3 separate regions of the Homo sapiens genome follow, and regions 2 and 3 are each linked to region 1. A link is a contact called in ENCODE Hi-C or POLR2A ChIA-PET data. All regions are on one chromosome and are shown on one strand. The core of a region is the stretch at or near the end of the contact, and the rest is flanking DNA. Distances in the headings are between cores, read along the strand shown. Region 1 holds the start of SEMA6D (semaphorin 6D). Region 2 holds the start of MYEF2 (myelin expression factor 2). Region 3 has its middle 330 kb from the start of SEMA6D.

Region 1 (3,742 bases), core at 636-3,135:
GCTTGAAACGACCTACCAGCATATCCTTCTGCAATCTAAAAGTTTATTTTTTCCTGGATTTAGGAACTCAGTCTAGGGCAAATTGCACTCTTCAGGTGGCACTCTGGAAAGCTGACGATTGTGGAATTTTAGCAAGGAATTTAGGAATCTCCAGAATTTAATTTTTTTTCCCTCTTTGCTGCTACTGCAGATGCAGGACAACTCAAGAGCTTTCTGTCTCCAGGTGGGTGGCGATTTGACTCCTCATCAAGCCAATGGCCACCCCCTTGCAATCTTTATGCAATGCACAGTATCCTCTGCCTGCAACGGGGGCTTGCTCCCTTGATGGAGAAAATACAGAATAACTGGACGCCAGGAAACAGGCACAGCTTTCTGGGTCAGAAGTTGGCTGGGGAAGGGCCCTGACTGCCAAGTAACTTGCAATGATGTCAGAGCCCAGCACAACCAGAAAACACCAACTAGCCGGCCAACAAAAGACCTAATAACAACAGGAAAAAAATCACAGAGCTGTGTTGCCAAAGCTGTTCTTTCCGCCCCCTACTCTTTTCTTCTAATTGGAAGAACAGCAGGAAAGAGTCTATATTTTAAAAGACTCCTCATCCTTCTCTCCCCTTCTTTCCTTGGGTTACACAGTGTTAACTAGGGAGGAAATAGTTCTCCGGATGAGTCCTGCAGCAGTTGCTTGGGGTGTCTTTTTTGAGTTCCTTTTCAAGGCTGTCCTTGGAAGTTTCAGAAACAACGAGGACCAGGGTATTTTTCCTAAATGTAAACATGTAACTGTGTTTGGGAGAAAGCAGGAACCATTGAGGAAAGGAAGTCCTTTCTGCGCCCCTCTCTTCTCTCTTTCACGGTAATTAACCATACTCAAATGAAAATTAAGTTTGGCGGAAAAAGCTCTCTTCTTTTTCTTTAAACAGGGGCATCATGGTTCATTCTAGCCATTTAGAGCCCTCAGTGATCCATAATTCAACTGGAAATTAATAAAACACAGCCCGTTCTTGGAAATGAAGTTTGAATTAAAATCCTCTTGTTTTGGAATATGTGACTTTTTTTTTCCTTTCATTTGTGACAGTCAATTTTAAATGATGTCACTTCAAGGACATTTTCATTTCTCCCACAACATATTACATGAAACACTTGCCTGTAAAACCGGGTCATTAGCCTGCAAAATTATACTGTACAGAATGGCTTTCATTCAAAGTAGAAATGGGATTTTTAGTAGGCAATTTCTGTATTTTATAAAGATAAAGCAATGTTTGATTGCTTTCTTCCCAGCTGTTTTGCTTAGTGGTTATAAAGAGAAATGGGGGGCGGGGGGGTAATGTGGGGGCGGGTTTGTAAAGATGTGCTTAAAAAATAAATCTTACACTGGAAAACTAAGGCAGAACTTCACGGAACAACTGCGCCCGCAGCTCTCCTGGGCTGCAGTGATTTGTCCTCTGGGTTCTGGAGGAAAGCTCTGAAAGAAGTGAGCGAGAGGGAAAGAGGGAGGGAATCGAAAAGGTTGCTTCGCAGGCTGCAGCACCCACTGCGAGCTGGATGACTGAGGCACTGGGAGTTGCTAGAAGGAGCAGCTACTCAGAGGTGGGGAGAGGGAGGGTGCGCAGCAGAGCGCCGGAGAGGAGGGACGCGGAGGCCACCGAGGGGTCAGCAGGGCCGCGGCGCCAGGGTGGGGGCCTCCAGGCGGCGCTGGCCACGGTTCACCCGCGAGGGCGAGCGCGCCCGGCCGGCCGCGCCTCCTGCCGTCCGTGCCCGGGGGTGGGACCCGCGCCGGGAGCTGCCGAGTGCGTGGAGGGAGCCAGGCTCCGGCTCGCCTGATGGATTGACTTGGAGATGGATCGAATTACACCATTTGCCGTGCATCGGTTTGTTTTGCTCCTGCTCTGTCCCGCTGCTGCTGCTGCTGCTGCAAGGGGTGGTGGCGAGTTTCAGGATTCTATCAAGGAAGCCAAGACCTAAGGAGACAGAGGGATATCTATTTTTACAATATTTTTCTTTATTTTCTTTCTTCCTTGCGCGTGGCAAGCTTTTTTTTTTCTTTTTCTTTTTTCTTACCAGCCTCCCCCCAATGAGGTAAGACCGTTTTCAACAATTTGCTAATGCTCTTGTGGCGCCCGGTGGGGGTCGGAACCTGAGATCCCGAATCGCTGTGTGTGTGTGTGTGTGTGTGTGTGTGCGCGCGGTGGGGGTCGGAACCTGAGATCCCGAATCGCTGTGTGTGTGTGTGTGTGTGTGTGTGTGTGTGTGTGTGTGTGTGTGTTGCCACTGGACAGTTGATTTATTTTCCAAGCTGCTCTCTCTGCCTGCCGTGCAAGGGACGCGCAAAGGGCTAGAGAGGTTTGGCGGACGCGTCAAAACTGGCAAAGCTGGCGGCTTAGGGGGAGGGGCAAGTGGACTTGGAGGCCCTCCTCCACTGTGCACCCCCTTGGAAAAAAAGCGGAGGGGGCATCAAGTAAAAGTTTCTTGCCAGGCAGAGCCAGCTCGGCGTCCCCCGCACATAGCTGGGGTTAGCAGGGGTTGCTTCTCTGCCGGGCACAGCGTCTCCAGGAGCCAGCCGGGGAGAGCTGAGCCAAGGCCGAAGGAGCCGCCTGCGGGCTTAGCCGCCCCCTCCCGCCCGTTGGCCCCAGAGCGGACGCTGGGACGCCCGGGGTCTGGCAGCTCTGCGCCCGGCTAGGAGCGGGCGGGCGAGCATTAGCCTGCGTCCTGGAGAAGGGGCGCAGCGCCGCAGTTGAGGCCGGAGCAGCCCCTCGCGGGCGTAGGATACCTGTCAGTGAGCGCCCGGATTGCACGGCCCCCGGGTAGTGCCTGCCGGCGAGGGGCGGGAGCTCGGGTGACTTGGCCATCCCCATCCCCGGCCCAGGCCCGGAGGGCGGCCGCTTCCCACCGTCCCTCTCCCCTTACTGGCAGAGCGCGCTGCGGGCGGACTCCCGGGCCCGGAGCAGCCCACCGGCCACCCCACCGCCCACCCGGCTCCCGGTGTCTCCTCCCGGCCGCTCTACCCAGCAACTTTCCGTGCTTTGTTCCCCGACTGGAAATGCTTTACGGAAGCGTCTTGGACAGGGTCTCCGCCAGGCGACAAGAGCTCGGTGCTGAGATGTGTTACGTTCTCATCTCCCCATCAATTATGGATGGAAACAAATAAGGAAGAGTCAATTTTGCTGAGCCCCTTCTCCGGCAACGAGAGGCGTTCTGCAGCCGGGAGGGAGCCGCCGCTCGCGCCGGCAGCCGCTGGCAGGGGCATGGTGAGGAGGAAGGTAGGGAAACTTTTATTTCCCGTCTTGACAGCGGCGGTGTTTGTCCCTGGTCTGCAGAAACTGATACAGTAGCCTCCTTCCTTGGGTAATTTAGGAGGGCTTGAAGCTTCTTCTGTCATGTGTAATTCTTGGATTGAAATGAAAGGTCATAAAGGACTTGGAAGTGTGCACGAGAATTGGGTTTGAAAAATTTGTGCTCCATCCACTCTTGGGACCATTGCTGTCAGGTGATTGTTTAAATCCTGAACTTGTTAAAAGGCGAAATGTCAGGGAGCTGGCGGGGGTGGGGGTGTGGAGGGGGATTGAAGTCCCGGTATGAATCGCAGCGTTTGAGGAACTTAGGGCAGTACTCCCTGTTCTGGGGTGACCATTCGGTAACTGATGTTCCAGCATCCCGAGCCCTCAGCGCCGTCAGCTGGATGATCTCACAGGGAAGGCGCAGCACATCGTTACTATAGATATATAGACTTCGTCAACAGTCATTGGAC
Region 2 (3,742 bases), core at 924-3,423, 460 kb after region 1:
TAATCAACAATGAATTATTTTTATTATTAAAAGTATATGGTAATCAACTCAAGGTTTATGTATTGGGGTTGTTATCCACTCCTACTAGTTCACGAAGTAAAAAAAAAAAAAAAAAAAAAAAGGACTAGGTCGCTAGTTATTCAGTTTGAATGACTCATGCTGGACCATCACAAATCTTCTTATGGAATAGACAGTAAGAGAAATCCCTGAGAGTAAATTGGACTCGATTCAACTTCTGGGAAAAAGAGAAAGGGAGAGGCGAATTATAAGCAATATGGAAATAATCTGTATTTACTAGTAATATTTCTTCATTTCTTCACCTTATATTTTTCTCTTCCTAAATTAGAAAAGGATTCTTTCTCCACCTTTCTCCTTTCTCTTTTCCTGTCTTGCTAAATCATGAAGAGACTTTAGAAGGGAATAGAAAATCTGATGGAGGTTTAGATACCAAACTTCCCCTATATCAAAACTAATCATACCCAAGTATAGGAGGGCTTCTCTCTGTAATTCAAGGCTGCACTTTTTGTTCAGGAGAAAAGGTGGCATGTATACTCGTGTTTAGATATGAATAGCACATATTTTTAAGTTTATCATTCCACCGGTTTTCATTTCTATTTTTAATGCCAAATTCCAGAAAGCCCACATTTTGGCAAGCATGGTAGAAAGCACTTCATTCCCTTTCTGGTTCCTCAATTACTGAGGTGCACCACTCTTCATCCAGGAATAAACTCCACTAAGTTCCAATCTCTTATACCTGCACCTCTATTCTCCTAGAAGATGCTGCCGATCCTGTTCAAACTCATTTGAGAGCAAGAGTGTCAAAGAGCTGGGGAGAGCTACCCCATCTTTTTTGCCACCAACTTTTACACAGACTGGTCCAGTTCTTACCATACAATTTCAAACATGCTTATACAAAGGTCAGAAAGACCTTTCCCTTGTCTATTTTACTGTGAGCATATATCTATTGCTTTCTGCTCTGAGGCATAACAGAGAAGGAAAAGGATGTTTTCACTTAATTATTAACATACTTTCAACTTCAGGTTTAAGGAGGTAGGCATATGAAAGTAAGCGCTTAACTTCATATCCTCCCACAGGACAGGAACAAAGGAGAGCATAACATTTCCCTAGAACCAGAAATTATTATGGATTGGGGTCAACTAAATTCTTTATAGGCACTGGTGACAGCTGCGACCTTAAAAGTCTTCCTTCATTTGGGAAAAAAAAAATCTTAACCATCTATTATACCAAACTTAAGATAATCATACACTGAGTTAAAAAAAAAAATACTCTCCACAGCTGACGCACATTACCCAGTGGGAAGGGAAGCCACGCACATCGCACATTTCCCTTTTTAAAGTACGTCTAGCCAATTCAAGAGTAACACAAAACATAGAGTCTAACAGCACATTATTAAACTTCCTCTCGGTATAAATCAGTTTAAAAATGAACATACACTTTAGAAAACAACAAAACACTAAACTTGTGAAGCTCAGAAAGAAGCCAGGAATATTCCTTTTAAATATGTTCTCGGTGGTTAAGAGGAAATGTCCGATGATGTCATCCCTAGATACTCCCTAGTGATGAACACTAACTACTGGTCCTTAAAGGGGGACCATTTTCCTGCAAACCGTGGCGGTCGCTGAGCTTTGCTCAAAGATTCTTTAACCAAAGTCAGGGAAGAGGGGTGTTCGCTGTCTCGGGCTAGAAATCAGGGAAGAGCGCTGGTCCCCGGGCCCCCAGCCCCGGCTCCCAGACCACAGGCGGCCAGGCCTGGGGCGGGCGGGGAAGGGCCTGGGAGCGGCCCAGCTGCACCTGCTCCTCAGGAAGCCGATGGCCCGGGGGCGGGCCGGGGTCTGGGGGTGGTTGTCCCCCATCGGGGCACAGCCCGGCCTCTAGCCGCCCGGTAGACTCCCCGCCCCCCACCTCGCCCCGGTTCCCGGAGGAAAAGACAATACATTTTAACGCCATTGGAGCTGCTGCTGTGCTGCGGCTGCTGCTTCTCCGCCTCCGCGGGGTGCGGCTCTCGCCGCGGCTCGCCCGGCGGCTCTGCGGGCTGCAGGTGCGGGCTGTCGCCACCAGTGGCCCCGGGCACCTCGGCCTTGTTGGCGTCCGCCATCCCGCCGCCGCTGCCTCCGCCTCGGCCGCCTGAGCTGAGGGGCTCCGAGCGCGACAATGGCGGCTGCCGGGGAAGCGGTAACGGATCCCGATTTGAAAAGGCCCCGAGCGCTCAGTAACCCGGATCTCGCGAGAACCGGTCGAGACTGGGTGACTGGGAGATGGTGTGTGCCGGGTGCGGGGGGTGGGAGTGCGGGGGGAGGGGAGCCATGGGAGCTGGGGTCAGGGCCGCTGTTGCTGCAGTCGGCCCTACACCTGCCTGGGAGGGCTGGACCAGTCCTGAAAGCCCCCGGTGGTGGTGCCATGTCTGCCCACCAGCCCGCCTGTCGCTTGGCACCAGTGGAGTCTTCGCTTGCAAAGCGGGATTAGACATCAAAGCCCTAACACCCAGACTGTTCAATTCATTCCAGGTAGGGGCAGTTAAAGAACACACCACTTTGCATCTTTAAAGACTTCTTGCAAGTCCTCAGACTGCCTTTAGAAATCCTTTGAATTAAGCAAATATAAGTCTCTTGCCATTTCAATGCCTAGGCACCCTTCGGACATTCCATAAATAGTTATTGATGACTGATTGCAATTCACCAAAAGGAATGACTTTGAATTTCTTTGAGAATTATTTGTTCTTAGGGGGTGAGGATTTCCCAGGAACTCAACTATCAGCTTAGTAAGAGAAGACTGCAGTTTTTCTCTGGACATCAATCAATATGGGGAATCCATAATTATAAAATATCGTCTACTAGATGGGCTAATAATGGACATTTGAGGTTTTGACTGTGTGTTTATTGTATACTGATGGAAATTCTAGTGAAGTAGTTAGTTATACGCTCTCAAATTTAATTGCCATATGGAGTTTTAAAATACAGTCGTAGATTTTTCCCCCTAAGTATGAAAAGGAAACCGTTAAATTTAATCAACTCCTAATTCTCGAGTACTATAATCTTTCACATTGACATAACCTTTTTCAGCTGAAAAGTTTAAATGCCTTCCCAAATTTTTTTTCCATGAAGAAGCAAACACGTACAGTTTAGTCACTTTGCAGAATATCATACACACATCAGTGGTAAAGTTATAGTTAGAAAGTAATACTCAAATAACATAATTTCATCTTCGGCTTTTCAATGTGTAGTTTCCTACCCTCTACCGAAAAATACCAAGTTCAGCTACTTCATCACACACACACATACACACACACACATACACAAACACACACACACATAATCAGAACATTTTAATGATAAGAATGCTATTGTAGTTGCTGTATAAATTGTTTCTCATTCAACTCTGAGACATAAGATTTATAATCGCAGAAAGGGCATTCAATTGTGACAGACAAAATCTGGGTTAGAACCCCAGCTCTGCCTCTTTTTGCCCATAACTCCCTGGGCAAGTCACCTCATTTCTCAATCTCTCTACAATAAATAGGGATAGCAATACCGACCTTACAGGATTGAGGTGAGGATTAAAAGAAAGCACTTTATGTAGGAAAAAGTGCTATATGAACATAATGTAATATTACAATTCTCTATCTCCCTAAGCTCAGCAGGGTTTTAGTCAAAGACAAGCCAAGTGATTTTTCCCACAGCACTAAATTATAAGTACTTTCAAAATAGTCATCATTCTGTTATTC
Region 3 (3,742 bases), core at 569-3,068, 330 kb before region 1:
GTTTCTGTCCTCACAGAATGTGAAGCCTACTAGTTGAAACAAGAGAAAAGCATGGGATCAGAGGGACAACCCTCTGCTTGTACTTAACTCTTGCTTGTTAGTCCTGTAGTACCATTTGGTGAAGACAAGTGACGGAGTCTTGTTCTGTTGCCCAGGCTGAAGTGCAGTGGCATGATCTTGGCTCACTGTAACCTCCGGCTCCCGGGCTCAAGCGACTCTCCTGTCTCAGCCTCCTGAGTAGCTGAGATTACAGGTGTTTGCCACCACACCAGGCTAATTTTTGTATTTTAATAGAGACAGGTTTCACCATGTTGGCCAGGCTGGTCTCAAACCCCTAATCTCAGGTAATCCGCCCCCCTTGGCCTCCCAAAGTGCTGGGATTACAGGCATGAGCCACCACCTGGTCCTAATTTTTGTCCCTCAAAATGATCCAGGGAACTTCCCTTTGTGCCTGTCCTGATGAGGACAATATCTCAGCCATCTGGCACTTACAGCTTTGATGCAACTAAGTGGTTCTAAGCTGATCCTCTATTTCCAAGGACATAGTAGATTGTGATTCCCTATGGTCGAGGAGGTATGATCCTGGTTTCTTCATGCCTCAGCTCGTCTGGGAAGAGTTGTGGGCAAAGGTTTCTAGCAGAGCTTCTGATTCATCTTGATAATTCATTAACTCAGATGGCACATATGGAAAGTACAGGAGGATGTGAGACGATAGTGCCTCCCATGACGAGGGAAGATGGGCACAAGCACTATGATTGGTCTCTAACTCCTATGCCCTGGCTCATAGTTGATTTTGAAACCGGCCAGTGCTGGCCTTCCTCAAGGGGTCATACTCTTTCACTTTGAGATCAGGCTTCTGGTATTTCCACATGTGGCACTGCCAGGGGCCTGGTACAACACAGTAGTAGTAGTAGTAATAATAATTTATTGATTGTTTTCTATGGGTCAGGCAATGAGCTATATGCTTTACCAGTTTTAACTCATAAGGCATAAGGACCCTGAGTTAAATATTAAAATCACCCCATTTTGTAAGATAATAAAAATTGAAGCTTTGAGGTTAGCTAATGCCCAGATTGAAGCTAGAGAGGTCAGCTAGTGGCCCAGATTGACATATCAAGGAATAAGACTGGCACTCAGACTCTGCTATGTCTGATTCCAGATGCAGGTCTCTAGCATGCTGAGAAATTTTAGCACACATTCAATTTCTCATAACAATTGTTCATTGTTCTCAAAAGCATCTCTGTATATCTCATGACCCAAATTCAAGCTCCTGCTTCCACAAAGCACATGCACATATATACAGATTCACACACATAGAGTGTTTTTCCACGATCTCATTTACAATGGGCTCCGTTATTGCTTATACCCAGTTTAATTTTTGGCTGGGCCTTTAAATACTTTTTAAATGTTAAGAATTCCAGGGACCTTCACAAAGACCAAAGTAGCAGGGTTTAAGTTTTCCCACAAATCAGAATAGGCAACTGCCAGCTTTCACACGAGGTCCTCCCAACCCAGTGACAACAGTTGTATTAAAGGAATAGAAAAGCCCAAACATTGTATGCATGTTTAGTAGTGCATAAGAGCTACTTTAAAACAGATTTGGAAAAAAAGGGCAAATTCAAAATATTTGCTGCATTTCTAGCGCCTATTCACTAGGCAGTCTCATGTTGTTTTGAGCTCAGAAGCTTGGTTCTTTCCCCACTTCACCTTTCTCTTTTCCCTGAAACATCTTTATCTGCTTCCCACTCTTCCATCTGTCAGAAGTTCCTGTTTGCCTTTGAAAGGATTTCTCGGCAAGCTGACCTCTGTGGATTTCATCAGCCCTGCATGCTTGCACATGCTGTGACTCATTTTCACTAATCTGTGCAATGAGCAGTGAGCAGGGGCCAGCAGAGGCCCTGCAGCCTGCAAAGGACTAATCAGCTACCAACTGTGGCATATGAGGATGTCTGAGTGGAGAGCTCCAAACGCCTACACGCCTCATGCCCAGAAGCTCCTCCTTCTGTGTCCCCCACCCTTATTTTTTGCTCTTGAATAAGAGGCATGAAAGCAAACATCTCTAGCCCGGAGTAAGGCTCACACTGCCAAAACCATATAGAGGAGTGTGTAGTTATTTTCCCATTTATCTATTTCAGAATTAACATTTGATTACTAAAGTTTTTTTTTTTTTTTTTTTTTTTTTTTTTTTGTAAGAAAAAGAAATATGTTTCCTCTAGTCCTGGCAGATCATTTGTTGTTTTTTCTCACTCCTCCTGCTTCTCTCAAGTGTATTTGCAAAATGAACGAAGGCTGATTTCTAGCAGAGGATATTTCATGGCTTAGTTTCTCATGAAGATGATAAATCAGACTAGGTGACTGAATAATTACATTCATGGAGCTGGACTGTAATTTTTTTTTTTTTTTTTTTTACCATAGAACTCATAAGGCAGCGTTCTGACTCATTATATACAACAGTTTTCATAACTCATGCAAATATTGCATCCAACTTTTGGATAGAGGGGTAGTTTTAGGAATTTTCATCAATACTTAATAACACAATTTACACTACAAACAGAACATTGTAATAAAGAATTCAAGAGCAGATAAGTGCCATTAAGTCAAGTAAGGGGCTTCATAGACCTGGTTTCCATTTACAATACCTTGTCTCAAGACACATGAATATACATGTTGGTATAGTCATAGTAGACATTATGCTCTTTCATTGTACTGTGAAGGCAACATGGTCTTTGCTCTGGGAACTGAGAGTACCGAATTCCATTTTAATTTCCATAACCAAATTGCTATGTGAATTTGTAAAAATTCATTTCTTTTTGTTTTAACAGAGAAAAGCACCACCTGGCCTCTGCTTTCCCTGAGATTATTTTTCATAGCCTGCTTTGACTTTGACAGAGAAATGTATCTGTGTGTTCATACGCATCTGAACTCAAAGCGTACAGGTCCAGAGGTTCTTCCTTGCTTTTTATATCTGCTTACTCCCCCAAGAAAAAGACTCATGTACATTAGAACTACAGCAATAAAGAATTTTTTTTAAAAAAAACAAGAATTATCAAGAATTATATAATAAATTTGGAACTGGGAAATGATAACTGTAACTGAATCCCAAGTCAAGGACATCTGCTCCAACCAGGCATAAAATTTAGCCTTCTGCTTCCAAGGAGTTAAGATAAGAAATAGGATGAGCTACCTAGCACTTATTATGTTAGCAAGGAATTTTGACAGGGGTTGAATAATAATTTGAGCACAGGATTTAGTCTAAAAGCCTAAATTCAAAATAAGTTTTAACACTAACTAGTTGTGCAGCATTGGGCAAGTCATTTAATTTCTCTGGGCTTTAATTTTCTTCTCTGTAAAATAGATTTGATAATGCATACCTCACAGAGTGTTTACAAGAATTAAATATATGTGTAACATATGTAAAACCATAGGACAATGCCTGGGATAGTGTGATATAATATATCAATAAGTTTTGATGCCATTAGGTTCAAGGGGCTCAACATCTGGTAGAAGAGATAAAATATCTACACAGATAACCATAATTTAAGGTAAAATGACTTATATATCCTCAAAGTGGTGAAGATAAGAGGTAACAGGAAAAGCTTCCAACTGGGGGTAGGGACTTGGGGGAATCAATTATTGCACCATGGGGAAGGTCTGAAGGGTGGAATTAAAAGAAAGCTAAGCAGAAGGAGACATCATAAGCTACATTTGCCCAGGGTCTTCACGAAGCAGACACCAATATGAC

What was found. A loop is a pair of places that touch in the nucleus more often than their neighbours do. ChIA-PET counts read pairs that join two places held with the same protein, here RNA polymerase II (POLR2A). Pooled maps may share reads with other maps.
Region 2: a map of ascending aorta shows a loop between it and region 1 (5-fold over the local background). The contact joins the promoter of MYEF2 here to the promoter of SEMA6D in region 1. A Hi-C loop is called at or near these places in 3 of 168 maps with a recorded cell type or tissue (ascending aorta, endothelial cell of umbilical vein and posterior cingulate gyrus) and 9 of 50 pooled maps. POLR2A ChIA-PET finds 5 or more read pairs at or near these places in 3 of 52 experiments (A673 and WTC11).
Region 3: a loop to region 1 is called in a map of IMR-90, with 3 times the contacts of the local background. The contact joins the enhancer-like site here to the promoter of SEMA6D in region 1. A Hi-C loop is called at or near these places in 4 of 168 maps with a recorded cell type or tissue (IMR-90, MCF 10A, endothelial cell of umbilical vein and 1 more) and 3 of 50 pooled maps. POLR2A ChIA-PET finds 5 or more read pairs at or near these places in 1 of 52 experiments (Panc1).

Annotation. Positions count from the first base shown.
Region 1 is chr15:47,715,620-47,719,361 of GRCh38, forward strand. It overlaps SEMA6D (semaphorin 6D), which reads left to right and starts at 1,886. Exons shown (of 19, transcript NM_001358351.3): 1 at 1,886-2,073. RefSeq lists a silencer at 1,713-2,007.
Region 2 is chr15:48,176,122-48,179,863 of GRCh38, forward strand. It overlaps MYEF2 (myelin expression factor 2), which reads right to left and starts at 2,174. Exons shown (of 17, transcript NM_016132.5): 1 at 1,956-2,174. The coding sequence starts at 2,116. It also overlaps a transcript of CTXN2 not described here. RefSeq lists silencers at 1,516-1,685, 1,716-2,145, 2,316-2,415 and an enhancer at 2,118-2,769.
Region 3 is chr15:47,382,658-47,386,399 of GRCh38, forward strand. It overlaps a transcript of SEMA6D not described here. Among named protein-coding and RNA genes, the nearest start is that of SEMA6D, 330 kb to the right of the region's middle. Within about 2 kb of position 1,819, at least 5 of the 41 ENCODE cell types and tissues checked have a DNase peak (open chromatin) inside an H3K27ac peak, as active enhancers do; they include endothelial cell of umbilical vein and mammary epithelial cell, where a contact is called at or near this core.